Linked DNA regions of Homo sapiens: region 1 is linked to region 2. A link is a loop called in an ENCODE intact Hi-C map of the cell type or tissue named here. Cell type or tissue: body of pancreas. All regions are shown on one strand. Links, peaks and the distances in the headings refer to the core of each region. The heading gives the core; the rest is flanking DNA.

Evidence for each region. A loop is a pair of places that touch in the nucleus more often than their neighbours do. Peaks named below come from ENCODE experiments on the same cell type or tissue, not always from the same donor. Only the 100,000 strongest peaks of a DNase experiment are listed, where the experiment ranks them.
Region 1: it touches region 2 in a loop (2.2-fold over the local background); 4 of 110 quality-filtered maps call a loop at or near these places.

The regions. Positions count from the first base shown.
Region 1 is chr2:119,585,168-119,600,801 of GRCh38, forward strand. CFAP221 (cilia and flagella associated protein 221) reads left to right here. Exons shown (of 24, transcript NM_001271049.2): 7 at 1,952-2,055. Among named protein-coding and RNA genes, the nearest start is that of CFAP221, 49 kb to the left of the region's middle. In body of pancreas, for the core only: a CTCF peak has its summit at 7,466 (motif pointing left); no DNase peak of the experiment used is centred there; H3K27ac peaks cover 735 bases.
Region 2 is chr2:119,507,048-119,522,564 of GRCh38, forward strand. The region is part of intron 1 of SCTR (secretin receptor); the gene reads right to left. Among named protein-coding and RNA genes, the nearest start is that of SCTR, 9.7 kb to the right of the region's middle. In body of pancreas, for the core only: a CTCF peak has its summit at 10,582 (motif pointing right); a DNase peak (open chromatin) is centred at 10,574; H3K27ac peaks cover 5,339 bases; H3K27me3 peaks cover 148 bases.

The DNA.
Region 1 (15,634 bases), core at 4,063-12,062, 75 kb after region 2:
AAATAGCAAGTTTCAGAGCAATATTGTTAAAAAACAAACAACATACTATATATTTTATACATACCACATATTTTTATGCATACATATGTAAGTAGTAATATTACTAGAATGCATGAGAATGGTAGAACAGTGAATACAGGGTAGGGGTCACTTATAAAATTTGATTGAGGACATAAAATTAAACTTGAATAAATTAGAGACATGCCATGTTCATAGTTTGGAACAGATTTCAATTTTCTCCGAAATAAAGGTTGATAAACCTGACTATCTTAAAGCAGGGAGGAAGAGGGAGAGAATTGGGGAAGGAGCTACAAGGAGCTTCAACTCTTTTGCAATGTTTTATTTCTTTAAAAACATCATGCTGATATACCCAAAGCAAAAGATTTGTTAGAGCTCAGTAGTAGATAAAGGGGTCGTTATTTTATTGTTCTTTACATTTTTCTTTATATTTGAAATATTTCACAGATTTTTTAAAGATAATAAATTTTAAAGCCAAATAAAAATGTTTTGGGCATAATTTTAAAAGCCACATGTGAGTTATGTCATATCCCCAAAATTGCTACTGAAAAAAGGGTTATTTCGCTTCACACCAACAAATATTTATTGAGCCTTTGGTCCATGCGACACTCTGGGATACACTGGAGACCCAAATGGACTTGGTCTTTGCCTTCATAGGACTCTGAATCTCCAGGGAAGACAGACACTGGGCAGGTAGGGAAGCCTGTCATTATTGGAGAAGTCCACAGACAGATGGGTTCGGATGGGTCCTGCCCAGAAGGTAGAGCCCAGCTGGTCTGGCAGCTCTGCTCAAACCAGATTACAACTGTGTTCTCCTGGGAGTATGAACTGGAAAATGAGAGGGGATGGGCTGTTGGCAGGGAGACCAGAAGCTAAAAGGATAAGAGGCAGGGCCAGCCTCGAGGCAGGAGGGCTGTGATGGGGTGAGGGCTCAGAAGGTATGGGGTAGAGAAGAGATGTACAGAGTCAAAGATGAAGCTGGCTGGTGGCTTAACGAGAAGGGAGGGGTGCAAAAATATCAGGAATGCAGGGAGTGGCTGGGTCACTTGAAAGGAAGCACTTGACTTCCTGCTGCTGCAAGGGGACCCAATAACCTGCCCCCAGCACTGCACAGGATGTAGAATTACCCTGGAGAGCTCTGCTCCCCCAGGCAGTCAACTCTGGCTGACTTGGATTGCCCTGATTGAAGGAGAGGACATTATGGGAAGCATGGGGCACTCCAAGAAATGCCACTGCTGCCACAGCTCCTGGGGTGCTGTAAGCAACAGCTTCAAGCTAGCTTAGAGGTCCGCCTTGTCTTGGGGTGACAGACCATTTCTGAATACATAGACCTCCTCCACGTTCTCTAATGGTTGCTGGACTTCTGACCAAATAAAGAGTACCTAGCTTATTTCAATCAAACACAGCCCAAAGTGTGGTTTCTTCCACACTGTCCCGTCCAGGCTCTGTGAAAGGCCAGGGGTCTCCCAGGCTTTCTATAAGCCCATCTATTTGGCCTTTCCTTGGTTCGGTGAGGCCGAGCTCTGTGGTAGAGACTGCCTTTTCCCTATCGCTGCAACTCTGGAAAATAAACTTAACAGTACTCGAGAGGTAGCAAGGACAGTGGGGTGAGGAGTATGGATACCCAGCACAATCGACTACATTAAATCATGGTTCTGCCACTAACTATGTCACCTTGTGTGGAACACTTACCCTCTCTTGTGCCTCAGTTTCCTCTTCTGTAAGTGGGGATAATCACGGCACCACCTCATAGGATTAAAATAGTTAATACATGGGAAATGCATGGGGTTACTCCTGGCACACAGGAAGTGCCAGATCAGCATTGGCAGTCATCATTGTTTATTACGTAACTTGAGTCTCCATTCCTTGCTACCAAAAGAACCAGTTATAAAGAAAAATAATATTTTTATTTTCTTTTTTGTTTGTTTTGCAGCAAAACTTATGTTATTCCTTTGCAGTGCAGCTGCCCTGTAGATTTTGAGTTTTATATCACCTTGATTCAGTCTCATCAAGCCTTTGCTATTGAGCCAACATCAGGTAAGGAGTGTCAAGATTTCAAGTTCTAAAAACAAGAATAAGCTGCATTCAAACGTTATATTTTCAAACACATATCAGTGATGAATTTTACACATAACTGACCTGATGTAAAATGGAATTGGACACGTCAGAATAACGACACTTTGGGATCATTTGTATCATGCAGATAATTTTTAATAATGTTCAGGTAAGTTTCTTCCATGATCGAAACTTGAAATCAGAAATTGATCCATTCCAATGCTAAGTTTGGCTCCTGGTACATCCTTGGTTTTGTATCCACCTTATAATTCAATTTCAGATAAAATAGGAATCTTCTTTCTTCCAGAGCTTTCAGAATCTTAGTGAAGGGTCTGATGAATTTGTCTCATTTGTGGTGTAGACAGTATGTTTTTGCATGCCCCAGAGGACATAGATCACTAGGCTGCTAAGGACATTTGAAAGTGAGATTTTACACCTAAAGTAATCTCTGCTTCCCAGTTCCTGTCTCTTGATATTTAGGTTTGGGATTTAAGTATCTGTCCACAGTGGTCTACTGTGGTCTACTGTGGACAGATATTTAAAATTGTTAAATTTAAACAATTTAACAATTGCTAAAATGGTTTTAAGTCCGGGTATTCATTTGTTTACAACTCTTTCAGTACTGCAAGTACATATTTTGTCCAACAAATGAGTGTTTAAAGCAGAAACTGTGAATTAATTCTCAATTATGAAATGTACTTAGATTATTTTCTAGAGGACCAGGAGCCATTCTGAGATTTTGTAAAATATAGGGTAACCACTGTTTATATTGCAAAAAACAGGACTTGATTCTCTTTTCAGAGAGAAGAGGTTTATTGTTTTCAGCTGTGTGGGCCTAAAAATGAAGGGAAAATAAATGGTCACTAAAATTATACTAAACAAGATAATATTTCAGATGTTAAGTATAGTTGATATTCTCACAGTAGGTCTTTCTGTGGGTCCCTGCCCCTCTGATGGTCCATAATTCTATTAAGTTCCATGGGCTGAAGGGACCACTACAATTTCTGAGCAGTCATGATGGGAGCCGTTTTAGACAGGTCAGCGTGCAGGTTTACAGGTATGACTGAGGTGGGTACAGACAGGAGTCCAGGAATTCGTAGTGTTGGAATGAACTCACATGGGACTTGAGATCTTGAAATGAGCTGACATCAGTAGCCAGGAAAAGGAAGAAAAGCTCAATAGCTTATGGCCTAGCCATACTTCTCTAAAAAACTGTGACCTAAGACTCAGAATATTAATTTACCCAGTGGGTTTTGAAACACAACCTATTCAAAATCAGGGTACTATATAGATAATAAAATACAGCATTAAGCAGAATTGACTGACAACTATGTATGACACACTTAAAAAAATCATGCAGGCCTTTCCCTCCGTGCTCAGATTATAAAATGCAGGGCCACATAATTCAGACAAATGCATGATACATGAGATACTTTGTCTGATTCATCAGGTAAGAGATTGTGGTTGTTTTGGTACTTTGTTTATTACTTAATATTTTAAATTTGTCCTTTAAGTGAAATTAAATTGAATATACCAGTTTGGAGTTGAGAGAGAGGGGAGTGCTAGGGACATACACTTGGATGTCACTGGGTGTTATACATTTGTACAGCCATGGGACTGGACACGAGGTCACCTTGGGAGTGAGTGTGGATAGAGAAGTGGACCGAGGGCCACTCAGACACTCAGACGATAGCAAGGGGAGGTGGATCCAGGAACAAAGAAAGACCAAGGAAGAAAATCAGGAAAGTGCAGTGCAGAAGAGGAGAATGAAGGAGAGAGGGAAGCCCTGCAAGCCAGGGCTCTTGGACTTTGGGACCCGTCTTTTGCTGGTTTGAATGACCTGCATTGTGTGGATGGTGTTGCAGATGTGGCATTCCAAACTGGTCTCATGGGCTCTGCCCTTCAGCCTCCTCGGTAGCTATTTTGTGAATCTCAGGTCATCGTTGCTCCACCAGTCTCAGGAACGTTCTTGGTTTGGTTTCCCACTTTGATGGTGTATCAGTACATTGTTGGCTGTTATACTTTTGAGGTTCCAGAATTCCACCTGCAGTGAAGAAAGCCTTGGCTGCATGGAGAGTGAGTGCAGCTCAGGCAATCTTTGTGCTTACTGGTCTCCTGACTTGCCAGGCATCTGGCTTGACTTGGAGGCCATACAGCTGGACAGTCTTGGATGGCTTTTTGGCCACAAGGCATTATTGCCTCCGTTTTACAAACTGGGTTCAGATAGACTAAGAAACTGGGCTAATTTTACACAGTTAGCATGTGTATTTGTAGACACTGTTTCAAGCACGTGTTTGGTAACTTATTTCTAAAAGACTTGGGACATCCCTAGTCTGTTAGGTTATGAAGCCATATCTTCTCTAGGAACTAGAAGCATCATCTACGCACACCTTCCAGGCATTTTATGCTGAAGTTTGCCAAATGAAAAAACAATTTGAATCAAGCTATTAATAATTCTATTTATAAGGTATGCCCTCAACTTTAACTCAACTGGCCATCCTTAAGATGCAGGTGGGCTCTGTAGCCGTCAAAAGCTGGACCTGCTGTTGTTGGGGGCCAAGATATTCCTGAGGCTGGAGAAAATGAATAAAGGATTTTATGACCTTCCTGTACTGCTGACAAGAAATCATATGCAACCAAAACTTCAAGAACACTCTGTTGATAATTTTGGAAGAGCCAGCAATGCACGACTTTGGCCAAGATATTTTTTTTTCCGTGAAATCTGAAGAGAAGTATTGACCAAGATCTTATTAGCATCGGAGATCAGGCAAATGCCACAAAAAAATTGTTGAACTTGTCTACTTGTCACTATTTTGTGATCCTGGACATTCCCTTGTTGTCACAAATGCTAGGGAAGAATGCATCTAACTCATATAAATGGTAAATTATAGCATTAAGTGGCTGGCTAAGCAAGAGTTCCTTGGGGGCTGTTGCTTAGAGTTCTTATATAAAGTTTCAATAAGTTCATTCTCTTTTTTTAATTATAAGAAAAATATAAGCCACTTACAAATAATTTTATATTTTGCATTTTCTTCTGAAAGGCACATTTTTTACAACTTTATATCAGTTTGGGAGTAAACCCAGAACCTCTGCCCTTGCCTTGGCCTCAAACCACTTTTTGGTTCTAGACATTACCTGGGGGCCACCAATCCAGCAGGAAGCACCTTCTAGCAAAGAATGAATCCCCATCCTCCAGCATGAGCACAAGGACACCAAGCGCACTGTACCCTGCCTGTTGAGGTTCAAGGCACTTTCATGCAGCACCTGCTCTGGGCAGCCTGTCTGGACTTGCCGCTAGTCCAATCATCCCATCTCAGCTGGGCTCAGCCATACTCTTGGCCATACCTGCCACTGTGCTGTCCACACACCAGCATTCACCCACTTACATTTCAAAAGGGAGCATATGCTGGTTCCTTTTTGCATCTTTTTTCTCCAAAGGCCCCTTGGCCCCTGGCTGAGGTAGTTTATCACATAATAAGCCCTACCTGCAGGGTCCAGCAGCCTTTGGGATTCCAGAGCAGAGCCATTACATCCACAAGGGAAAATAATGAGGGGAGGTTTCCCCTACTTCTCCTCCCTGCCTCACTGTACTCCTGCGGACAGGTGAGACAGAAGACCCCCAAACCCCAGCACAAACTGTGCGGGGTACAGATCAGGATTGTCAAAGGGAGGGTGAGACCAGATCTCCAGCACACAGCGCAGGCCCCCATAAAATGCTTCTTGCTGGTAGTTAAGACCATGATGAACAGCCTTATCTCAGAAAACACATAGTGGCTATATGACTGCTTACAGAAATGAAAACATGCAGGCCTTTGGCAAGGTTCACTTCCAAGAAGTGATGGAAATTAGTGAGATAACCGGCAGAGGGCCTCTGATAATGATAAACTTCCAGGTCAGCAAATGGAGGAACAGCTGGGGGCCATATGCAGGGTTGGAAAAGAGTCCTTACCAGAGGTAAAATAGAGAGATCAAACCTTTAAAAGATTTTCCAAAGCACCAAACCCAATAGTGAGGAAGGGAGAATAATTAGGGATAGTTAATATATGAGATGCAAATGAGTTCCCTAGCTTTTAGAGGACGTAGGTAATTAATAATGACACACTGAAGAAGTCAGGAAAAGCTGGACAGACAGGTGGCAATTTTCTGTCACATTGGTAGCAATGGTCAGTTTTACCTGGTGCTCAATATACCCTTGATGGGTGGCAGTGGTTGCACACAGCGTGGCTGGCATGATGTTCATAATTGCTTCTATTTACTAATTGTTAGCCGCATGCCAGGTGCTGTGCTAAGCACATCACATGCACCATCTCATTGAATTCTATAACCCTGTCCAAGAGGACCATTTGATGGGCTGTCATTCTGGGCTGCTTGAGCTCAGTTGACCACAGCAGCAGTCAGTGAACTTGACCCAGAGGACAATGCCTGTATCTTAATGAAACTCTTACCTCACACCTCTACTGCCCATACAGAAGTGCTTGTTCCAGCAAGGCCAGGAAGAAGTCAGATGGTTTGGCTCAGCCTCTCACCCTGCTGGGAAAGCCAGTCTTCCAGGAGGCTGGAAGAGAATGTGGCTTTCGTGATCGACAGCAGGCACTTCTGCGGGTCCCACAACACTGGTCTGGGGTAGGTGCTGTGCCAGAAAACAGGCAACAGCAACAATGGGAAAAAAAGAGCCACTCCAGGTGTAAAGTATAGAAGAAATGAGGTTCAGCAAATAAAAATATTTCTTTAAAAATGGCTTTATAAAAAATGAAATGTGTTTATTATATAAATATTAAAACACTGAAGAAAAGTACCAAATCCAAGTTGAAAAAACATTACCGAGAATCTCATCACTCCAGAAATATCATGAACATTTATCCCTGCAGACACCTCTCTGTGCCTATGTACAAAGAGGAGAAAGAGGGAGGCTGGAGGCATACGATGATGCAGAGACACGGAAAACTACAAGAAAACTTGGATCATATGATATGTAAAAATGATGTTACTTGATATTGACTGAAGAAAAACAAGTGAAGCTAAAAGGAATTGGTGAACTTCCTTGGTATATGCAATATTCATTCCTAAAATTTGTTGCTAAAATTAAGAAAAGAGATAATGAAGGCATTAAGAGGTCAGAGCCACTGTCTTCTTCAACTGTGTGCCTCACCTTCAGCTGGAATCTTGGCCATGGAAAATGGGAAACAGCATGCATGTACTTTCTCCCTCCCCTCTTAGAACTCCCGGCTTTGTCGTACCCTTCTATGTTGTCTATAGCATTTATATTCTCTTTTGTGACCATGAATGCTGTAGCTATTTAGTTCCTATTGAAATGGAGCCACAGATTTCACCTCTGTTCTTTATTCCATGTTCCCTACATTCACAAATTCTTCACTTCAGTTTTTCTGGCTGTCTGGATGCTGTCACCTAGTGGCTTGTTAACCAGAGGCTCCTGGGGCTGCATGCCTCCATGCTCGCATGTTTGACAGTGTCTCTCTGCTGTCTGCAATCTTGAAAGACAACCTGGTGAGGTCTAACAGTCTTGGTTTCCAACTTGGTCTATCTCAGAACTTAGTAGACCTTGCTGATCGTCCCCGGCTTTGGCTTTGCTAGGAATTTGGAGGCTGGGCTGAGTTGTTCCCCACTGAAGGTGAATTCTGGATGCCCTCAGAAATTTTCTTTTTAGTCTTGAGGTTAAGCAGTTCACCAGGATATGTATTGGTGTTGTTCTGCATCATTTTTGTCCCCTGGAAAATGGCATGTCCTTTTGATCTGGAGAAAAATGACTTGTTATTTTGGGAAATGTTTCAACTAGTAAAACCTTGAATGTTTTCATGTTCTATTTGCTTTGTTCTCTTCCTCAGGAATACCAATTATGTGTGTATGTTGGTTCTCCTTTGCCTTCAGTATCTATTATCTGCTTTAAAATAATTTCATTTTGTGTGGATTTCTCATTCCTACCTGCCACATCCTTACCTGTGTTTTCAGTGTGTGTGTATGTGTGTGCATGTATGTGGTATTTGCATGAGTGTGGTGTATACATATGAGTGTGTGTTTATTGTTGTTCCTTTGCTGATGTTTCCACCTCAGTGCTTGTGTTAGTCTGTGTCTTGCTATAAAGGAATATCTGAAGCTTGGTAATTTATTTTTTAAAAAAGAGGTTTAATTGGGTCTGTAGGATGTACAGGAAGCATGGTGCTGGCATCTGCTCCTAGTGAGGCCTCAGGAAGCTTCCAACTATGGTAGAAGGCAAAGGGAGAGTAGGCGGTATCAGATGGTGAGAGAGGGAGCAAGAGAGAGGTGGGGAGGTGCCAGGTTCTTTAAACACCAGCTCTCTTGGCCGGGCATGGTGGCTTACGCCTGTAATCCCAGCACTTTGGGAGGCCGAGGAGGGCGGATCACGAGGTCAGGAGATCGAGACCATCCTGGCTAACACAGTGAAACCCTGTCTCTACTAAAAATACAAAAAATTAGCCAGGCGTAGTGACGGGCGCCTATAGTCCCAGCTACCGGGAGGCTGAGGCAGGAGAATGGCGTGAACCTGGGAGGCGGAGCTTGCAGTGAGCTGAGATGGCACCACTGCACTCCTGCCTGGGCAACAGAGCGAGACTCAGTCTCAAAAAAAAAACAAAACGAAACAACAACAACAAAAAAAACCCCACCAGCTCTCATGTGAACTCAGTGCAAGAACTCACTCATCAGTAAGAGATGGTGCTCAGCCATTCATAAGGCATCCACCCACATGACCCAACACCTTCCACCAGGCCCCACCTCCAACAGTGGGAACCACATTTCAACATGAGATTTGCAGGGGACAAACATCCAAACCATAGCATACAGTTCCTTTTCTTTTTCCATGTGTCTCCTGAGCTCCACCAGTTCTCTTTTCGTCTCCTTTGAGTGTGTTCTTACATTGCTTTCTTGAATTCTGGTGACTATTCCTGTGATGAGGCATACTGTCTGTTTTCTTTAAGACTCTGATGAACTACTTGTGTCCTGAGGTTGTCCTCTTTTTCATGTGTATTTTTTTTTTTTGAAACAGAGTCTTGCTCTGTTGCCAGGCTGGAGTGCAGTGGCATGATCTTGGCTCACTGCAACCTCTGCCTCCCAGGTTCAAGCGATCCTCCTGCCTCAGCCCCCTGAGTAGCTGAGACCACAGGTGTGCACCAACACGCCCGGCTAATTTTTTTTTGTTATTGTATATTTAGTAGAGATGGGGTTTCACCATATTGTTCAGGCTGGTCTTGAACTTCTGACCTCATGATCCACCCTCGTCAGCCTCCCAAAGTGCTGGGATTACAGGTGTGAGCCACTGCACCCAGTCATCATGTGTATTCTTTATGTGATTTTCTTTCTGTTCCTCTCCTCCTTCAAAAAGTATTAATTTTTAGTTTTGCAGTTTATATGCACAGCACCTGTGGTGTTCTATTCAGCACTCTACTCAATGTTGAATACAGTCTGCCACCAGCAAAAGAATAATGTGGAAGAAGGGATAATAATTTGAATAGCTAATGCTTACATCGTGCTTACCATGTGCCAGACACTACACTGGATGCATAAACTCATTTAATACCCCAGCAACTCTTATGAAGTAGATTCCATTATTCTGTCCACTTTGCTGATGAGGAAGCTGAGGCATGGAGTGTTATGTAGGTTGCATGAGGGCACAAAGTTGGGAAGCAGCAGAGCTGGGGTTGCAATGCAGAGAACCCAGCCCCACAGTCTGTGTATTCAAGCCCTCTGAGAGAACATCTCCCATCTCTGCTCAGTGGTCACAAGGGCTGGTGGCTCCCAGGAGAGTCACCTGTCCTGTGTGCTGCTGTACAGTGGTCACGACTCTCCTCCCTCCCTACCAGGTCACTTTCAGCGCCTTCTGAACTGGGTCCAAGGTCACAGACAGTGGGCATGGTGTGGCAGCCTAGCTGCTTCTTCAGCCCCCTCCCCTGCTGGTCTGTGATGCTGGGGTTTGGTCTCTTTTATCTCTGTCCCTGCTCAAGGCCCAGGCAGACTCCTACATTTTGTCACTTTAACCAAAGAGTAGTTAGAGACTTTTCCAGGGCTGTGACTCTTACTTTAGGAGAAATCTGCACCTCTTGGTTCTCGGCATGCTCCCATGTCTCAGTTTACAGGACTTGGTAGTCAGGCTTTTTGTTTGTGCTTTAGGATTATAGCCACTTCCCTATTTAATAGATTTTTTTTCCTTACCATTTTTACCCTTCTTTTCCTTATTGTTTTGTGATTTTTGAAGAAGGGTAGTTGAGCTGAAGCTTTACTTCACTATCTTTTGCCAGAAATGCTCTGCGCTTGGTTTCTGCCGGGCTCACCTCCTCCCTGTGGTCTTACATACTTCATCTGTCCATTCATTCCATAAGTAACTACTGAGCGCCTGCTGGGCATCAGACACTGGTATAGGCATTGGGTACTGCAGAGAGCAAGACAGACCTGGTCCCTGCTGTGTTGGAGCAGAGATGCCAGTCGGGGGAGACAGGCAGGCCTGCAAACAAAAGACATTGTCCAGAGCAAAAATGGTGGTGAGAAAAATAAGACATGGTGATGTGACCAGGTGACTGCTCTCAACTTGGTGGTCGAGAAGAGCTTCTTGGAGGAAAAGTCATGTCAGCTTAGACCCAGTTAACAAAAAGGCACCAGACTTGGGAAGAGGGTTTCAAGCAGAGGAAGCAACCCACACAGGGCTGCAAGGCTGGAACAGGCTCGGCAATGGTCACATTCAAGGGAAAGACGAGAGCCCATTGTGGCCAGGGTGTGTGAGCAAGGGGAGCAGTGTGCAAGGCCTATTGGAGAGGCCTGCAGGGGTTCGAGGAGGGTGGGTATTAGGATTGGGTTCTGAGTGGGATGGGAGTCTACTGGAGAGTTTGAAGCAGAGGGTGACATGGCCTGATGCATATTTTAAAAAGTCTCTTTGGCTCCTGAGGGGAATGCAGGTTGGAGTAGCACAAGGTGGGCACAGGCCTCCCCCTCAGGAAGGAGCTGAGGTTGGCTCGGATGGGTGGTGACCTTGGAGATGGTGAGGGACAGATGATGGAGTGAATGGGCTCCAGCAGTGGGTGGCTAGGGGGTGCGCTGCACTTCCTGCAGCTCCTAGAGCAGGCTCTGAAGCCCCTCCAGTCGCCCTGCCCTCCATGGGTGCTGTCTCCGCGATGTTAGGCACCAATGCCTGTGTGCTGCACACATTGCTCCTGGCCAGCAGCTTATATACTTGATGGAAAAGGAATTCCTGGCCTGGGATCCTCCCCAGCATCCTCTACTCAGACTCCTTCTCCACATCCCCCCATCAGTACAGGCACAGCCCTCAGGTTGTCTGGTGTTGCAGCTGAGGTCTGCATTTTGGATATTTGATGAACAGGGATGAAACAGAAAGTTAGTAGATTCCAAAAGACTTAATTTTACCACTTATTTCGAGTTCCAGTCAAAAAAGCTTGCGGGAGGGAGAAAGGAATAAAAGATTAAAATAAGTACTAGGGATTGTTAGCGTCTCAGTATGCACACCACACGTGTCTTCATCTGCTATGGCTGAGCAGGGGTTGTTCTTCCTGGGAAATTTAGACATGAACAGTATCCAAAAGCCCTCAGGGCTTCTCTTTCACCTCTTCATGATAATGTCCAGGCCTGTGTTTTAAAATAGACCTTGTAGAGGCCACTGAGTCCTTGTCTTCTGAGCTGTGGATCGCCTGCACTTGGCACTTTTGTGGAGCAAAAGGAAGACCTAGTGCTTTGGGACGCTCATCCCAGTGATTTGGCATCATGAGGCAATTGCCTCTTCCTGTGTAAGAACTCAAGCGGGTCAAGTGTAAGTTTTTCAAAGAAATATTTCTTCTTTCTGATATTTTAAAGACAATTTAATACACAATAAATTGTTTCTTGTTTTATTTAGCATAAGGATTGAGAAGGCCACATTTATAGGACACACACTATGTACCAAGCACTATCCCAGACCCTGTACATTATTTTCTCCTTTAAGCCTTGTCTCATTTTACAGATGAGAAAACTGAGCCTCAGCTAAGGTAGCCAAGCGGAGTTACACAATTCATGTATAATCAAGCAAGGTCTAAGTCAGGGTCTGTGTGGTCCTGGGGCCTCTCTGTTGCCCACACTCCCTGGGCAGCAGCAGAGGCTGGGGAGTGTTGCCACTGTGAGTGGGATGGTAGCCCTCCTTTCTATAATCCAGTGAATCGAAAGCATTGCTAGAATGTGGATGATTTTAAAGCTAAATAGCTATTAATTTCCCAACATTAGCTTTGAGAGATCGAGTTGTTTACCCAAAGTCACCAAGCTAGAGGAACCCTAAATCTTGGAATATTAAAACCAATACTTAGAATGTTACCAGTAGAGGGTGTCCAGGTTCTTGGCGTTTTGAACAAGGAATTGGACAAAATACACAAAGCAAGGAAATAATGAGCCAAGAAAAGCAGAAATTTACCGAAAAACGAAAGCGTACTCCACAGGGTGGGAGCCGGTGAGCATAGGGCCTCAAGAGCTCTGTTATAGAATTTTCTGGGGTTTAAATACCCTCTAGAGGTTTCCCATTGGTTACTTGATGTACACCCTATGTAAATGAAGGAGTGACCCCCAATCAGAGGCTGAAGTTACAAACTTAGACTCCTATGCTTTGGTTGCTTTCTGCAATCAATCAGAGATACTTTCAATTTTCCATCTAACGCACAGAAAATGTGGGGGTTTTACAAAGGGAGTAGCCTCCAGTCCTTCTGTTGCTTAGGTGTGGAGAGTTGGGGTTTTCTTTCTGATTTAGTTCTAGGAGGTCAGCGTGAATCGGCCTTAGGTTCCTTGTCTCCAGACTCTTTTCTGCCTCAATAACACCTTAAGTATGTGGCTCGAATGGCTCTATGACAATTTAGGGAGAGTGATCTGTACTTTTTGAGATCTTTGAAGAAAAAATTATTTTAAAATTAAATAATTTTACAGTGTTAGTACAATGTTGTAGTAACACTGTCTGGACATGGGAAAGAAGAAATTTTTTTTAATGTTCCCCATCCTGGGCCTCACTGCCATAACAAGTAATGTGCTTTTGTTTTTCTGTCTCCTTTTAATAACTTTTCATACTTTTGCACATGCTTTATATAATTGTAGTCCAAGTGAAGACACAGTGGTATTTCCTCATGACTTCATTTATTTCACTATATTATTTTTCAGTGCTGTTACTTTTTCTTTATGATACCCATCGTATTGATAAACTAGGGTGTTCTTAGCCTTCAGTTGATTTCTGAGTTTTTTCCTCTTCTCTTTGTCTCTGCTCACCACCCTCCATGTCCTGTGATTCCACATTACCCCTGGTTATGTTAAGGGTGGTGATCTGAAATTGACCAGATGAAATTGGCCTGGAGCATAAGAGAGCAATTTGGGGTGGGGGTTGCCCTTCTCACTTTAAAAGCATGAAACATACTCTCCTTTGTGCCACTGTTAGTTTTGGCTGAGCAGTAAGCTGTAACTCCTTGGCACGCCTTTTACAGCTGCTAACATTTGACGATCTGCTGCTCCCTGTGTTAACTGGCATCCCTGTTAATGGAAAAAGCAGTGTACTCTGGTTGCCTAGACTACACCTTCACAGTGTGCTTTATGTATTAGGTCTGAGCTGGCAGCACTTAAAAATAAATCAGCCGGGTCAAGGCAAACATTAATCCTTGCTTCCAGAGCTTGTCTTTATTTTTTTAAGTTAATGAGCTAGAGCAGAAGCAATAGAATGCTTTTATTTTAGAGCCCCGGGTCAATTTATGGGTTAAAGGGGGCTATTTTCTGACCAAGTGGGTGGTCAAAGTATTGAAGCCCCACACATGATGGAGAGTCACAGTTTCTATCCAGCTGGTCTTAGGTTGGCTGATGGACCCAAGGTCTTTTGCTGATTCCCTCCTCCCTGCAGTGGATTCTAAGGTCACTAGTGGGTATCATTGAAAGAGTTTGACTTCTGCTCTCAGGAAATTGACGAAGACCTATTTCTAAAGCACTGTGCTGGGGATCCAGGAAGATATAAAAGGTATGGGGCTGGTGTCTGCCTTATGAGCTTGATACCTAGTTGGGAGACAGGGAAATTTTGAAAGGTAACACATCAAGGGAACGCGAGTTCAGTAGGGCTGACTGAAGGTTCCTGTGGAGGGAGAGGCATAGGGAGTTTGGTGTAATATATAGGTTGATATAGGCTTTTAAGTTTGGGTTCATTCACTCATTCAACAAGAATTTATTGTGCTGGGAATGCAGTAATGAGCAGGTGCCTGCTTTCCTAAAATTTACACTCTAACTAGGAGAAGGCAGATGGTAAATGCAATAATTTCCGGGAGTAGGATGAAGCTAAAAGAAAATCTGGAGAGAGTTCTTCAGGCCTAGGGAATTGCAAGTGCTGAGCCAGTGCACAGTGCAGAGCCAGCAGGAGCCAATGAAAAGGGATTAGAGCCAAGGCCCTTTCGTTCTCATACTCCTGCTCCCACCTCTCCTCACAAGGGGGGCCTTTCCTTTCCACCCACTTGCTTCCCCCTGCCTGTTGGTATTCATGTCTTGACTTTGTATTTTATGTTCATTTGTTTATTTATTTATGTTTTGCTGTCCCCCACTAGAATGTAAACTGTGAGATCTGGGATTTGTTTTGTTTATTGCTCTAACTTTAGTGCCTAAAACAGTGCCTGGCACACTTATTAAGTGCTTATTAAGTAAGCACTTAATAAGCACATGAATGGGTGAAGGAAAGGCCCATGTGGTTGGGCGCAGGGAGAAGGGAGGGTAGCACAAGATTCAGGAAGTGAATGGATGCAAAGGAGGGCATGTTTGGGGGGACTGTGCGAGGCCTCTGCAGGGACAGTGGGAGGACCAGATGCACAAGGGCAGACGGTCTCATCTAGAAAGCAAACCTAAGAGCCTTCAGTGGAAGTCAGAACATTCGTCCTCCAGTTTACATTCTAGTTGGGGACAGCAATAAGTAAATAAATAAATAACATTGATCCTCCCTTTCTTCGCTTTTTCTCTCCACATTTGTTAGCACTTACTATGTTCCAAGCCCTGTTGGCACCAGAGATACAAAAGAGGAATTAGGCACAGTGTGATATTTGACTCTGGGGAGAATAACAGTCCATCCTAAAGATTTGAAAAGAAAGAATCAAATTATACAAAGAAAGAACTGAATTATTTGAACACAAACTTGTATGTGCGTTCCTAGCTTTTCCTGTTGCTTACAGCATTAATATTGACATCTGGTAATTTGCTTACAGATGATAGTTCTGGGAATTCATGTCTGAATCGCTAATGCAGATTGATGTGTATATATTTGTAGAAGTGACACAATCAAATAATTATTGTAAAGGATTAATATAGTAATTAATAAATAAGATCAATGTAAACATGCAGAAGTTGATTCACATGTATTTAATGAAAAAGCTACATAAGGATAATAGAAAGACTGTGTTTGTGCTTAGCATGGGAAGAATGTACAGTTGACCCTTGAACAGCATGGATTTGAATTTCATGAGCCCACTTATATTCAGATTTTTTTCAGTAAAAGTTAAACCGACTGTGCCTGCCTCTTCTTCCACCTCTTCCACCTCTTCTGCCTCTACCACCCTTG
Region 2 (15,517 bases), core at 7,518-15,517:
TTACAACTGCATGTTAATTTACAACTATTTCAAAATAAAAAGTTGAATTACAAAAAAAAGACAACTTAATTATCTGAGTATAAAAGAACATCTAGCTAGGTAAAGTATGTTGAGTCCATTTAACAGGATATGTTCAGGCATTACATATGATTATTTAAGGAAAGTGTTTAGCAGTACAGACTATCAACAGTAATACCGTGATGTTAAACAGGAAAATCAAGACAAACTTATATGTACAGTATGATTGTAATTATGTTAAATGTACTAATTTTTCAGAGAAAAATCTGGAAGAAAATGCATGAAAATATTATGAAAATTATCTTTTAAACCTTTTAAAATAATGTTTAAATATGCAGAGGAAGGTAGACAACCAATGTGTGTGTAGCCCTGCTATCACTAAGTGAACATGTCAACAGAGCTGCCATTTGTCAGGGGAATAGGGGAAGAACTCGTCCCCTGGCTGTCACTAGTAAGGTAGGCTGGGGACTCAGCAGCAGTTATTAGTTTAAAGAAAGAAATTATTTCTTTAAATCAAGGTTTCTGAACTAAGAGCCAAATTTGCTATGGGTGTCATATATGAAATGAAAGTCCGCATTCCATTTCCTCTTTCTCGTTCTTTTTTTTTTTTTTTTCTTTTTTTTTTTTTGAGGCAGAGTCTGGCTCTGTCGCCCAGGCTAGAATGATGCAGTGGCACGATCTTGGCTCACTGCAACCTCTGCCTCCCAGGTTCAAGCGACTCTCCTGCCTCTGCCTCCCAAGTAGGTGGGATTACAGGCACCAGCCACCACGCCCAACTAATTTTTGTATTTTTAGTAGAGATGGAGTTTCACCACATTGGCCAGGATGATCTTGATCTCTTGACCTCGTGATCTGCCCATCTCGGCCTCCCAAAGTGCTGGCTCATTCTCACTCTTACCACCCGTCTCTTTTGGCAGAGACTGTTTCCCCAGTAAATATTCTTCCCTTTCTCTAGTATAATCAAAACTTAACTAGGCAATTGGTTACCCACTTAGACACTACAGTTTCCAATTTCCTTGCAACTAAGGCGTGCCCATGAGATTAGATTCTAGCAATGGATTGGAGTGAAAAACACATGTGCAAATTCTGTCTCATGCCCTTGAAGGAAAGGGACGTGCCTCCCTCTTCTACGTGTGGATATTGCGGTGAACCATATTCAACCATGGGGATGGGAGTAACAGCCCTAAGGCTGATTGTTCTGCTGGACTAAGAGGACTAAACTTATCCTGGAGTTTGCTTCTGAACCTCCACATTCCATCATATTCTCTTTTCTAAAAATTTTCTTTTTCTTTCTTTCTTTTTCTTCTTCTTCTTCTTCTTTTTTTTTTTTTTTTTTTTTTTTTGGCAATCTCGCTCTGTTGCCCAGGCTGAAGTGTAGTGATACAATCATAGCTCACTGCAGCCTCGACCTCCCAGGCTCAAGCCATCCTCCCATCTCAGCCTCTTGAGTAGCTGGGACTACAGGCGCATACCACCACACTCAGCTAATTTTGTATTTTTTTGGTAGAGACAAGGTTTTGCCATGTTGCTCAGGCTGGTTTTGAACTTATGAGGCTCAAGTGACCCTCCTGCCTCAGCCTCCCAAAGTGCTGGGATTACAGGTGTGAGCCACTGTGCCTGGCCTAAATTAATTTTTTTCATTGATAAATAAAAACTGTATAGATTTATTATGCACATGTTGTTTTGAAATATGTATACACTGTAGAAAGGCTCTTATTGAGCTAATTAACATAGGCATTATTTCACTTTTGTGTGTGCGGTGAAAACACTTAAAATCTACTCTCTAAGCAATTTTCAAAAACACAATACATTGTTATTAACTTTAGTCATCATGTTGTACATCCATTGCGTCCTCTTGATGTTAATATACAGGAAGTAACTCAGACTTAGGAAATTTACTGCCAAGGACAGGAAAGAAGTATGCTGTAGTTACAAGTACTGGTCTCAACGCCCTATGGGGTTTATACATACATATGACTCCTATCATGGTGGGCGAGGTGTACTTCTTTGCTTGGCCTTGGCCGTGTGACCATGGTCAATGGGACGTTAGTGATTTGATGTGAGCAGAGGTTTGAAATGCTTACCTGCATTTCAGAACCTGGGGTAGCTTGCTCATCTTAGAATGAATGACAGGTGTAGAAGACTGAACCTAACCCAGGGGATGGAGCCAAGCCGGGAGAGCCCAGCCTGGATCAATCACACCCTAGCTCAACTGTAAATGCCAAGAGGGAAATAAACACTTATTGCTGCATGCCACTGAGATGTGTGCAATTGTTATGCCGCCTAGCTGACTGATACAGGGTAGGAAATAAACTCCAGGGCGGTATCAATGTGTGTGAATAGTGAATGAGGTTTCCCAAAAGTAGATGTCAATTTCCACTGTAAGAGTTGAAAGTCCTCTGGCAAAGAGGACTCTCTTGAGAGCAACAGAGCAAGGTTAGAAATGGGATAACATATCTATGATGGGAAGCCCTGTGCAAGAAGAGTTCAACTTCCTTGGCGATTTTCCTTTGGACTATAGAAACAGCAACAATGGAGGATAGTTTAACTTTTTCTTCTCATCCAACAATTCTTTTTTTTAACTGTGGTAAAATATACATAACATAAAATTTACCATTTTAACCATTTAATGTGTGCAATTCAGTGGTATTAGGTATACTCACAATGTTGTGCAACCATCCCCAGTATCCATTTCCATTACCCCGAACAGAAGCTCTGAACTCATCATTTAGCAATAACTCCACATCCCCCCATTTCCCCAGCCCCTGGTAACCTCTATTCTACTTTCTGACTCTAAGAATTTGCCTATTCTAGATACCTCACATAAATGAATCACACAGTATTGGTTTCATTGCACCTCGCTTGTTTCGCTCAGCACATTTTCAGGGTTAATCTATGTAGCAACACGTATCAGAATTTCCTTTTTTTTTTTATTTTACTTTAAGTTCTAGGGTACATGTGCACAACATGCAGGTTTGTTACATAGGTATACATGTGCCATGTTGGTTTGCTGCACCCATCAACCTGTCATCTACATTAGGAATTTCTCCTTAATGCTATCCCTCCCCCAGCCCCCTACCCCCTGACAGGCCCCGTGTATTATGTTCCTCACCCTGTGTCCATGTGTTCTCATTGTTCAACTCCCACTTATGGTTGTGAAGTGGAGCATCTCACATTTGTTTTGCCCTTGATCCTTCCTCTAAAATGTAACAAGCCAAGATAATGTGGGGGGAGGGGGTATGCCAACTAAAGAAATGTGTGGTGTCCACCAGTGTCTGTGAGACAGGAATGTCATTCTGCTGAGAGGACTGAGTCCATGTTTCCAGGTGGTGACCGGCAAAGAGGGACTGGGGTCCCCAGGGTTGCTGGGAGCGCCTGGGAAGAGCATGTGGCTCCTTGGAGCAACCACCCAGAAGATGTGGGAGATGAGAAACAAGCCCTTTTGCTATCTACATCAACCTAGAGAAGAGGGGGAGAGGCTGACATTTAGTAGCTATATGCATGTGTATATGTACACATATTGTATATATTCATTAAATTTAAAAGTATTAAATACATTTTAGTTGTAATTCACAGGAGGGACAAATGAAGATGAAAGAATTGCTGAACTTTATGTAAAATTTTCCTCAAAACAAGAGCTATTCATTTTTTTTAAATCCCTTTAAATTTTTAAAATTGAGTTTGTATAACCACACTGAGCCTTTTTTTTAAATTTGTACTAGTACCAAAGAGTATAATGACAAATAGTATTTCCCTTCCATAACCTTTACCTGCTCTCCAGGCAACCATTTTCAACTCCTTTTAGTTGTTTATTTTCATTTTTGTCTCCATGTTTTAAAATTATATTCTTGGCTGGGCATGGTGGCTCACGCCTGTAATCCCAGCACTTTGGGAGGCTGAGGCGGGCAGATCACAAGGTCAAGAGATGGAGACCATCCTGGCTACCGCGGTGAAACCCCGTCTCTACTAAAAATACAAAAAAAAAAAATTAGCCAGGCGTGATGGCGAGCACCTGTAGTCCTGGCTACTTGGGAGGCTGAGGCAGGAGAATGGTGTGAACTTGGGAGGCAGAGCTTGCAGTGAGCCCAGATAGCGCCACTGCACTCCAGCTTGGGTGAAAGAGCAATCTCTTTGAGATCTCCGTCTCAAAAAAAAAAAATTATATTCTTTTACTGTTGTTATTTCTTGGTTTTTAAATTTGAGACAGTCAAACTTCCTATTAGGGAAGAGAAAGATGAGATGTTTTAAAATCTCCCTACATATACTTCTCTCCTCATATATTACATATACTAATCTTCATTTCATTTTTAGTGAAGAATGGTCTACATTTATAATGACTTATTTTGACTAGGAAATATTGTTCGCTGCTGAGTCAAATCATGTAAAATGATTATGTGTCTTTCTTGTACATTTTGTTTTTCCTGAGGTCTATCATTATTGTTTTTTCATTGGATTAGTTTTCCATGTACATATGGCTAATTTTTCCAAGTGCTCCCACAGCTCTGTTACACATCTATCCACAGTCCTATTGGTTTTTCCTCCGGATATTTCTGTCTCAGAGTTCTCCTTCCTCTTGCTCCACCCAGGCCTGCTATCTGGCTGTGGTTTGGGGTGCCCTCTCCCTGTCTCCTGGCTGGGGTCTCATTTCCTAGGTATCATGGCTTTTTCCTTGGTTTGCTCTCATTTTGCAAAAGCACAGAATTCTCTAGTAACCTCCTAAGAAAAAGTACATGGGGGTAAATTTTTGAATCTTTGCAGAAGTGAAAATATTTTTATTAATTTGATTAATTATTAAACTAATTAACAATTTGGGTAGAAAATACTAGGCTGAAATAATTTTCCTTCCAAATTTTGAAGGCATTTCTCCTCTTCTTGTATTGTTAATAAGAAATCCAATTCTGATTCCAAATCTTTTGTATACAACTTTTTTGTTTTGTCCCTAGATATATGTAAGATTTTTCTTTGTTCTTAGGTATTTTGAAATTTCTTGAGGAAATGGTTGTTTTTAAATTTATTGATTGGATACTCAGTCAGCATTTCAATCTGAAGACTTGTGTTCTTCATTTCTGGGAATTTAAAAAATATTATGTTTTTAATTTATTATTTCCTCCCTTCATCTTTATGCTGTCTCTCTGGAATTCCCACTAGCAGAGTATCGGACGAGGTGCACTGATTCTCCAATCTTTTCATCTTTCTCTACTATTCTACCATTTTGTCTTCGTGATCTTCTTCCTCTTCCTCTTCCCCTTCCCCTTCCCCTTCCCCTTCCCCTTCCCCTTCTCCTTCTCCTTCTCCTTCTCCTTCTCCTTCTCCTTCTCCTTCTCCTTCTCCTTCTTCTTCTTTCTTTTTGAGATGGAGTCCCGCTCTATTTCCCAGGCTGGAGTGCAGTGGCGCAATCTCAGCTCACTGCATCCTCTGCCTCCCAGGCTCAACTGATTCTCCTGCCTCAGCCTCCCGAGTAGCTGGGATTACAGGTGCGTGCCACCAAGCCCAGCTAATTTTTGTATTTTTAGTAGAGACGGGGTTTCACCTTGTTGGTCAGGCTGGTCTCCAACTCCTGACCTCAGGTGATCAACCCTCCTCAGCCTCCCAAAATGCTGGGATTACAGGCGTGAGCCACCGTGCCCAGCCTTTGTGATTTTCTTTATAAAAGATTTCCTTGACATTATCTGTAGAGTTTTTTTATGAATGTTTTGTTTCATACATTTAACTTCCAAGAATCCTTTCTTACTCTGAGATGATTCCTTTTCTATAGCATCCTTTTCTAGTTTTGTGGCTCAGGCATCATTTTCACAAAGGATTTCCAAATATTAGTTGTACGTCTTAAGTTTGTCTCCTCTTGTCTACATGATCTGTTTCCTTGAGGCACTTTTCTCATGATTGTTTGCTTCCACATTGGAGGCCCTCCTCAATGTACGATCTAAGCTTGAGACAGTAACATAGTCCTTGGAAACACTGTGGACCTAAACAGCTTCTTGCCTGGTGGCCTTCACTGTAACATAACCAGGCCAAGAGGGAGCCCACTGCTGGGGTCTATGAGTGGACTCTCCTCAGTGTCTGGGGCCTTTCCAGGGTGCCACAGGATGACTTGACAGTTTCTCCTCTGCCTGCTACAGGCATTGAGGTTATTCTTTCCATACAGCTATCACTTCATCACTTTTCATTTTCCAAAGATTTCTGGAAATTTCTGCTTCATCTCTGTCTCTTGTTTTGTTCTCTTTGTATGGGTTTATACCTTTTCTATTCCTTTACTGTCATTTTAAAAGTGTTTCCAGAGACAGAGCAGATAAATATATGTGGTCAATCTGTCATCTTAAACTGAATGCCCTAAGCATATTTAAAAAAATTCCTCAAAAATTTAATAAGAGATTGTCAGAGAAAAATCACTAAATGGTACTTTTCTATATTATTTTATTATTTTTATTAACTAAACAAAAACATACATTACATATTCTTTCCTTTTTGGTTTCAGAGCCTGAGTCTAAGTCATCATTACATGGAGTTTTGGAAATATTGCTAAAATCATGTCAAAGTTTGGATTTTAAAATATTTAGACCACAAACGTTTTGTATAACTTTTGTCTTTTCCTAGAATTTTAAATCCACTTTCTTTTTTCTTGTTGATCACAAAATTCACAGGCCTTCACCTCATTAATTACACATCAGAGCTGTACTTCAAGGTTCTGAAGAGAACGGCTTTCTGTAACATTGCCTACTGTCTTCTCTGGGGTGTTCTTCAAGGAGCCCTTTGATTTTCTGAACTGAATCTTTTCTAGGGTCTTTTGCAGAACCATGGAACTGGTGCCCATCCATTGCTTTTCTGGGTAAATTCCACTTTTTAGTATCCCATAATTTTACATTGAGTTTTGGTTTTGCTACATAAAACTATGGTAATTTTTTAAAGAAGAAGTGCTTAAGTTGTAAACTGTGTGAGTCACTGCATGTCTAACAGTGTCTCTGCAGGGTGTATCACCCTTTGTCTCACTCAACACATAGTCGTGGTTGGTCCCACTGTGGTGTATAAGTTCACCTCTTGCTTGACAATTCTATGATGAACTTCCACCATCTCTTTCTTTGGGTTATTTTTCCAGATGGTAGACATGTTTTGAGGTGTCTGCTTAGCCCCTGAACCAACAACTGCCCCCTGGGAAGAACCCTTTCATGTCTAGGCTGGGTGGTTTATGCTGTGTGATCCTATCCCACTGATTAGACCAAAGGAGAAAACCTAACCAGGTGTGAGACAATCTGCCTTCCTTGGATATTTGGTGTTGGCATGGGGAGAAAGCCAATCTCTCCCATTTCCAAAGCATGCAAACTTGGAGGCTATGGAGCATCCATATACTATCCTGTAGAAAGCAACAGAAAAATCCAGTCTGCAGAGAGAAAGAATAACAAAGAAGACACAAATAAGAGAGAAAATATGTCAAGTGGGTTCTGTTAGCTATTTTGGAGTTTAATTTTGGACTCTTAAGTCAAGATGGCAAAATCTGGGAGGAGATATAATAAAAATCTTTTAAATTCTGAATAAAGGCTGGGTGCAGTGGCTCACGGCTGCAATCCTAGCACTTTGGGAGGCCAAGGCAGGTGGATCACCTGAGGTCGGGAGTTTGAGACCAGCCTGACCAACATGGAGAAACCCCGTCTCTACTAAAAATACAAAAAAATCAGCCAAGCGTGGTGGCGCATGCCTGTAATCCCAGCCACTCAGGAAGCTGAGGCAGGAGAATCTCTTGAACCCGGGAGGCAGAGGTTGCAGTGAGCCAACATCATGCCACTGCACTCCAGCCTGGCAACAGAGCTAGACTCTGTCTCAAAAGAAAAAAAAAATCTGAATAAGGTAAAGAGACTCAACATCATCTCTCTTCTCACACTTTATAATTACTTGCCTAACAACCAGAGACTGGAAAGATATCGCTTCAAGGGGGGAAAGGAAAGTAATAGTCTAATTTATACAATGAGAAATAAAAACAGGAAACTCATCATTATATAACCTATTCAAAACTCAAAATTTTAGCAAACATTTATTGGGCACCTACTATATGCTTAGCAGTCTGCCCATCACTGGTGACATGAAGGTGAATGGGACATAGATTCTGTCCTTGAAGCTCATGGTCTCCAACAGGGGCCAGAGAAGTCAATGGCCAGAGGGCCCAATGTAAGTGCTGTGAGGAATTTTAAATGGGAGTGGCATTGCCAAGTCTGCCATTATGAGAAGGAAGGAGGATGGGGTCAGAGTAGTAGTAAAGAACCCCTAGGAGATGGCTCTACCATTTAAGCAAGACGTGAGGATTGTCTTTGAAATAATTACTTTTCAGTGTCAACTTGACTGGATTAAGGGCTAACTGCATAGTTGGTAAAACACTATTTCTGGGTGTTTCTGGAGGAGATTGGCTCAGGAGTTGGTAGACTGAGTGAGGAAGATCTGCTTCAACGTGGGCAGGCACCATCCAATCGGCTGGGCACTGAATACAACAAAAAAGGCAGAGAAAGGTAAATTCACTAACTTACTCTCTCTCTTTCTCTCTCTTTCCTGGAACTGGGACACCCTTCTCCTGTCCTTGAACATCAGAATCCCAGGTTCTACAGCCTTGGATTTTAGAACTTGCACAAGTGGTCCCCCCATGGTTCCCAGGACTCTAGCTTCTGACTGAGTTCCACCATCATCTTCCCTGATTCTGAGGCGGTCAGACTCAGAACCACGTTGGCCTGAGCCATGTTGCTGGCAAGATGGAAAGGAAGGAGGTGCCCAGCACTGCATGCCTCTAAGATGTGTTGGGTATTTCCTAGTGTCTCAGTGTAACTATTCATAGTATCTCTTCTCTCTCAAAAACTGCATGGATGACCCTTGGTAGGATCCGGACTGGAAAGTATCTAGTGCATACAAATGGCCAACAGGTAAATGAAAAGCTGCTCAACATCACCAATCATGAAGGAAATGCAAATCAAAGCCGCAATGAGCCATCATCTCACACCTGTTAGGGGGGCTAATGTGGGGTGAGAACAAGTGCTAACAATGATGTGGAGAAAAGGAGACTCTTACATACTATTGGAAGAAATGTAAACTGGCTTAGCCATTATGAAAGACAGCATGGAGCTTCCTCAAAAAAATTCAAAATAGAACTAACATATGATTCAGGAATCACACTTCTGGTCATAAACCCAAAGGAAATGAAATCAGCACCTCGTAGAGGTACCTGTGCCCCCATGCTCACTGAAGCACTATTCACCATTGCCAAGATGTGGGAGCAACTTACGTGTCTCTCAACAGATGAATGGATGAAGAAACATGCTGCATATATACAATGGAATGCCAGTCAGCTTTAAAAAAGGAGATCCTATCATTAGTGACAACATGAATAAACTTGAAAGACATGGTGCTAAGTGAAATAAGCTGGTCACAGAAAGAAAAATACTGCATGATCTTACTTATATGTGGAATATTACAAAGTTGAATACAAAGCAGCAGGGAGTTGAATGGTGGTTGCCAGGGCCTGGGAGGGGGTGGGAATGGAGAGATATAGGTCAAAGGGTATGAAGTTGCAGTTACACCAGGATGAATAAGTCTAGAGATCTAATGTACAGCATGAAGACTATAGTTAATAATACTGTATCGGGCCGGGTGTGGTGGTTCACGCCTATAATCCCAGCACTTGGGGAGGCTGAGGTGGGCTGATCACCTGAGGTCGGAAGTTCAAGACCAGCCTGGCCAACATGGTGGAACCGCGTCCCCACTAAAAATACACAATTAGCCAGGCATGGTGGCGCATGCCTCTAATCCCAGCTACTCGGGAGGCTGAGGCGGGAGGATCACTTGAACCTCTTGAACCCGGGAGGCAGAGGTTGCAGTGAGCTGAGATCGCACCATTGCACTCTGGGCTGGGCAAAAAGAGCGAAATTCTGTCTCAAAAGTAATAACAATAATAATAACACTGTATCGTACACTGGAATTTTGCCATAAGAGTAGATTTCAGGTGCTCTTACCACACACACACACACATGCACACAAATGGTAACTTTGTGAAGAAACATATGTTAATTTGCTTGACTATAGTAATCACTTCACTGTGTATTTCAAAATATCATGTTGTACACTTTAAGTGCTTTTTTTTTTTTGAGACGGAGTCTCACTCTTTCACCCAGGCTGGAGTGCAGTGGCACAATCATGGCTCACTGCAGCCTCTACTTCCCTGGTTCAAGCATTCCTCCCGCCTCAACCTCCTGGGTAGCTGGGACTACAGGCACACACCACCACACCCAGCTAATTTTTAAAATTTTTTGTAGAGACAAGGTCTCCTATGTTGCCCAGGCTGGTCTTGAACTCCCAGGCTCAAGCCATCCACCTGCCTCAGCCTCCCCAAGTGCTGGGATTACAGGAGTGAGCCACCGTGCTTAGTCTACAATTTTTATTTTTTAAAAAAGATTATAAAAAAGAATCCAGTGAATGTGGCAAATCGAAGGGCACTGGTGAGGCTGGTTTCTGTGGGTGGAGCGTGGGAGCCAGGTTGCAGTGTGAGAGTGAGTGAAGTGGAGGCAATGAAGGTGGACGCGTCTTACAGGAAGCTGGCCACCAGGGGGCAGAGAGCAGAGGGCTATTTACTGCCTGGGCTGGATAGACTTGGGGAAGTTAACCAGCTGATGAGAAAAGTCAGCGGAGAGGAAGAGGGTGAAGGTTGGGTGAGATGGCTGTCATTGTGTTGTCCTGGGAAGGAAGTCGGTAGGGGTAGGAGTAGGGACAGGCTGTTGTCTGGGGAACAGCCTCTCTTCCACTTGGATGCTGTTATGGACTGAATGTGTCTCCACTAAATTCATATGTTGAAGCCCTACCCCCAGGGTGGCTGTATTTGGAGGTAGGGCCCATAAGGAGGTAATTAAGGTTAAACAGCATTGTAGTAATAGGGCCCTGATCCTATAGGATTAGTGTCCTTACAAGAAGAAATACCAGAAAGGTGTTTCCCTCCCCTCCCCTGCATCCACACACTCACTGGAAATGCCACATGAGGACAAAGTGGCCATGTGCAAGCCAGGAAGAGGGTCCCCACCAGAGACCAAACCCTTGGGGATCTTGATCTCACACTTCCAACCTCCAGAACCGCGAGATTAATTTCTTTTGTTTAAGTCCCCAAGTCTGTGGTATTTTGTTATGATAACACAGCTGACTAAGACAGACGGGAAGGAAAGGAACAGAGGGTACAATTTAGACACATCTGTAAGGGCAAGATGTTGGTTAGAAGTTCATCCAGGTAGTCTCAACTCTTGGGAAATGGAAGGTGAGCCCATCTGTTGAACATGAGAGGGAGGCGGGAGGTGAGAAATTTGAAAGACACGTGGCCATCAGGAGCACGCCTAAGAGCCTCAGGTGAGGGAAGTGGGGTGGGGCATGGCAGGATCTGGAGATGACTCTGGGAACCTCAGGAGCCTGCAGCACAATGGGCTAAGACTGCGGGACGTGATGAACCAGGGATGACCCTCCCCAAATGCCATCCTTGGAACAGACGCACAATGTAGAGGCTGGGTGGGCCCCAGGAGTCCATAGGAATGCTGAGCAGCCTTCTGTTTGTAATGTAAGCAAGTAGATAGCATCTGAGTATTGTGGTTTTACCTTGAGCTGCAGGTTGTCCCGAAGCCTGAGTGAAGGTCAGTGGTGAGAACCTACAGCTTGCTAAGAGCAGGGATGCAGAGACCAAGCTGGGGCTCACTGCAAGAGGCTGTTCTGGTGGTGGAGCTCGAATCCCAGATATTAAATCTAGGCTTTCAGCAAGGGGGTGCCAGGAAGAGAGGCTATGTCCTCCCTTGTCATGGTAGGAAATCTGGGGACTTCCCAACCTGGGTGGGGATCATGAGGACAGGGTGAGGTTGGGAAGTTCTGCGGGAACTCCAAAGGGTGACGATGCCAAAGCAGGTGGACTCCCCCTTTTTTTTTGAGACGGAGTTTTGCTCTTGCTGCCCAGACTGGAGTACAATGGCATGATCTCAGCTGACTGCAACCTCCGCCTCCCAAGTTCAAGCGATTCTCCTGCCTCAGCTTCCCGAGTAGCTGAGATTACAGGCCACCACGCCCAGCTAATTTTTTTGTACTTTTAGTAAAGACAGGGTTTCTCCATGTTGGTCGGACTGGTCTCAGACTGGTCTCAAACTCCCGATCTCAGGTGATCCACCCGCCTCGGCCTCCCAAAGTTCTGGGATTACAGGCATGGGCCACCGCGCTCCGCCTAAGTGGACTCCCCTAAACTGTTTGGGAACTGGTATCTCCTCCTGTTGGATTTTGTGACCCCATGCTCATTTCTGGGCCCCTCAATAAATGCTGTGTGTAACTCAGTATTTTTTTATGTTTCACAAATTGATTAGTTTAAATGAAAATTAATGCTATTTTGAAGTTTGGGAGATAATTTTATGACAGCTCCTTGGGCACCAGAAACCCGGAACAGGCCTCTCTTTTGGAGCAGATGCATGTGCTGGTTAAGAAGCTCTGCGGTGGCTCACGCCTGTAATCCCAGCACTTTGGGAGGCCAAGGTGGGTGGATCACGAGGTCAGGAGTTCAAGACAAGCCTGGCCAATGTGGTGAAACCCCATCTCTACTAAAAAATACAAAAATTAGCCAGACATTGTGGTGCATGCCTGTAGTCCCAGCTACTCAGGAGGCTGAGGCAGGAGAATCGCTTGAACCTGGGAGACGGAGGTTGCAGTGAGCCAAGATCTCGCCACTGCACTCCAGCCTAGGTGACAGAGTGAGATGAGACTCTGTCTCAAAAAAAAAAAAAAAAAGAAAAAAAGAAAAGAAAAACAAAGAAAAAAAAAAGAAAAAAAAACAAAAAAGAAGTTCCAGGTTTAAGGTCTCATGTCACCATGTCCAGCTGGGTGGCCTTAAGCAAATGGCTTCACATCTATCCAAGTGTCAGTTTCCTCATCTGCACCATGGGGCTAATAACTGTTGAAGTGAGTGTTAGTGTTAGGAGGGACTCAGCAGAGTGTCTGGTAGAAAATAAGAGTCAATTAAAGGAGCCTTCATCATCCTTCACTTATTAACTTCAGGGATAATAAAAATCTCAAAAGAAATCCACAAATACTTCTTCAGAAAACTAGAAAGTGTTTTTCCAGGTACACAAAAAAAATCCCCAGTGACCCTCTCTGAAAAGTCATCAATAATCAGCTCCCAGGCTGGGCATGGTGGCTCATACCCATAATCCCAACACTTTGGGAGTCTAAGGCAGGAGGATCACTTGAGCCCAGGAGTTCAGGACCAACCTGGGAGACATGGTGAGACCCATCTCTAAAAAAATTAAAAAATTAGATGGGGATGGTGGCAGGTGTCTGTAGTTTCAGCTGCTTGGGAGGCTGAGGTGGGAAGATCACTTGAGCCAGGAAGTTCAAGGCTGCAGTGAGCCATAATCGCACCATTGCACTCCAGCCCGGGCAACAGGGTAATTACCAGCTCTGCAGGCAACGCTTGCAGGCCTTTCTAAGGTTCTGCTCACTGTGCAGCCACAGGGCTTGTCAGCTTCTGGATCCAGATGCATGACCGGACAGGGCAGCGACCACCATGTACTGAAGGCTTCCATGTGCCAGAGCCTGTACTTGGAATTTTTATATTTCTTAGCCATCAACTGAGGAGGGATGGAGATAGGAGGGAAAAAGATGGGAAGGGAGGGTGGAATAGATCAAGGAAACATTCTCCACAGAAGTCCTTTGTCCAGTTTGGAAACTGGTTTTCATCAGGCACACCTGTTTCCATCCTCTGACTCAGATGCCGTATCACCAACCCCACTGCCCCAAACCCAATGTGAAATGAATACCTATTGTTAGCCCTATCTGTGTATCTGTCCTGAAACATGACAACCTTTAAGGCAACGGTTCTCAAGCAGGGGCGATTTTGCCCTTCCTACCCCCAGAAAAAATTTGGCAATGTCTAGAGATACATTTTCTGTTGTCACAGCTTTGGAGTGATCATGGGCTTCTAGAGGGCAGAGGTCCATGATGCTGCTAGACATTGTACAATGCACAGGACAGCTCTCAGAAGAGAGAATTATCTGGCTCCAAATGTCAGTAGTGTGAAGAAACTCTGCTTGAAGGAAAAACCAGCCCCACACACCTCACTTAACTCACTAAGGTTAACAAATTGGCAGTTTGCCAAATGTCATGGATTAAAAAGCCCTACCTTGAGTGACTCTTTCTCTACAGCCTGACACATTTCTGTACAATTTAGCAAGTAAGGAGTGCTTTCAAGAGGTGATTCTTCCTTATTTGTTGCTGCATCAGCATGATTTCATTCAGTCATCCATGCATTCATTCAACAAACACTCACTGAGCTCCTTCTTACACTGTGACAGACTCTAGGGATGAAAGATGAACAAGATGAGTCTCCATGTTCAAGTTCAAAGTGTGCATATTGGGGTTTGGGGGACAGATGTGTTAGTAAATAATTACAGTAATGTTCCAGGTAAAAGTTCTCATGAGATGTATGGGGGTGGGGCCGCAGAGGGGGCTGTGATCAGTATTTCTTATAGGGAGGCCTCAGAAAACTGCCCCATTCGGCCACTTTTTGGGTTTCACTTACAAGGGTCACTTCTGACGCCTCCCTATATGGAGTAGAGGGAGAGCGGTAATAAGCAATTTGGCCTCACTGACCCCCCTCCATTGGGAAGATGCCTATAATCTCCCTCAAGGGGGAGCTTCAAATGAATAAAAAATTATTTGAACACACTTAGATTTCAAAATCAAATGTGTGACCACCCAGAGTCAAACAGAAGGAAAGCAGGGCTCCAGAGGCTGGGAAATATTCCAACCAAAGTAGGTCAGTTCCACTCCTATTTATTACAGGAGTTCTCAGCCAAGAAGTGTGAGATCTAAGGTCTACAGAAGCCGTAAAATAACCCAAGGACCACGACTTATACACAGGAAACCATCTTGTGATTATGTAAGGCAGTAATGCACATTTGAAAATACAAGGGACCGCCGGGCGCGGTGGTTCATGCCTCTAATCGCAGCACTTTGGGAGGCCGAGGCAGGCAGGTCACCTGAGGTCAGGAGTTTCAGACCAGCCTGACCAACATGGAGAAATCCCATCTCTACTAAAAATACAAAAAATTGGCCGAGCATGGTGGCACATGCCTGTAATCCCAGCTACTTGGGAGGCTGAGGCAGGAGAATCCCTTGAACCTGGGAGGCGGAGGTTACAGTAAGCCAAGATCGCGCCACTGCGCTCCAGCCTGGGCAACAAGAGTGAAACTCTGTCTCAAAAGAAAAAAAAAAAAGAAAAAGAAAAAGGAAATACAAGGGGTATAAAAGACAGAGCCCTGGATGGTTGGGAATCAAGAGATCTGGGTGCTAACCTTAGTGGGTTAAGTGGGGTATGTGGGGCGAGTAGAGCTGCTAGTCCCGGCTCTACTACTAACTTGCTGATCTCGGGCAGCTCCCTTCTCTCTGAGAGTCTCAGTGTGCTCATTTTTAAAATGAGGGATTGGGACCATAGCATAATGAAGCATCCTTCCAAGGTACACTGAAG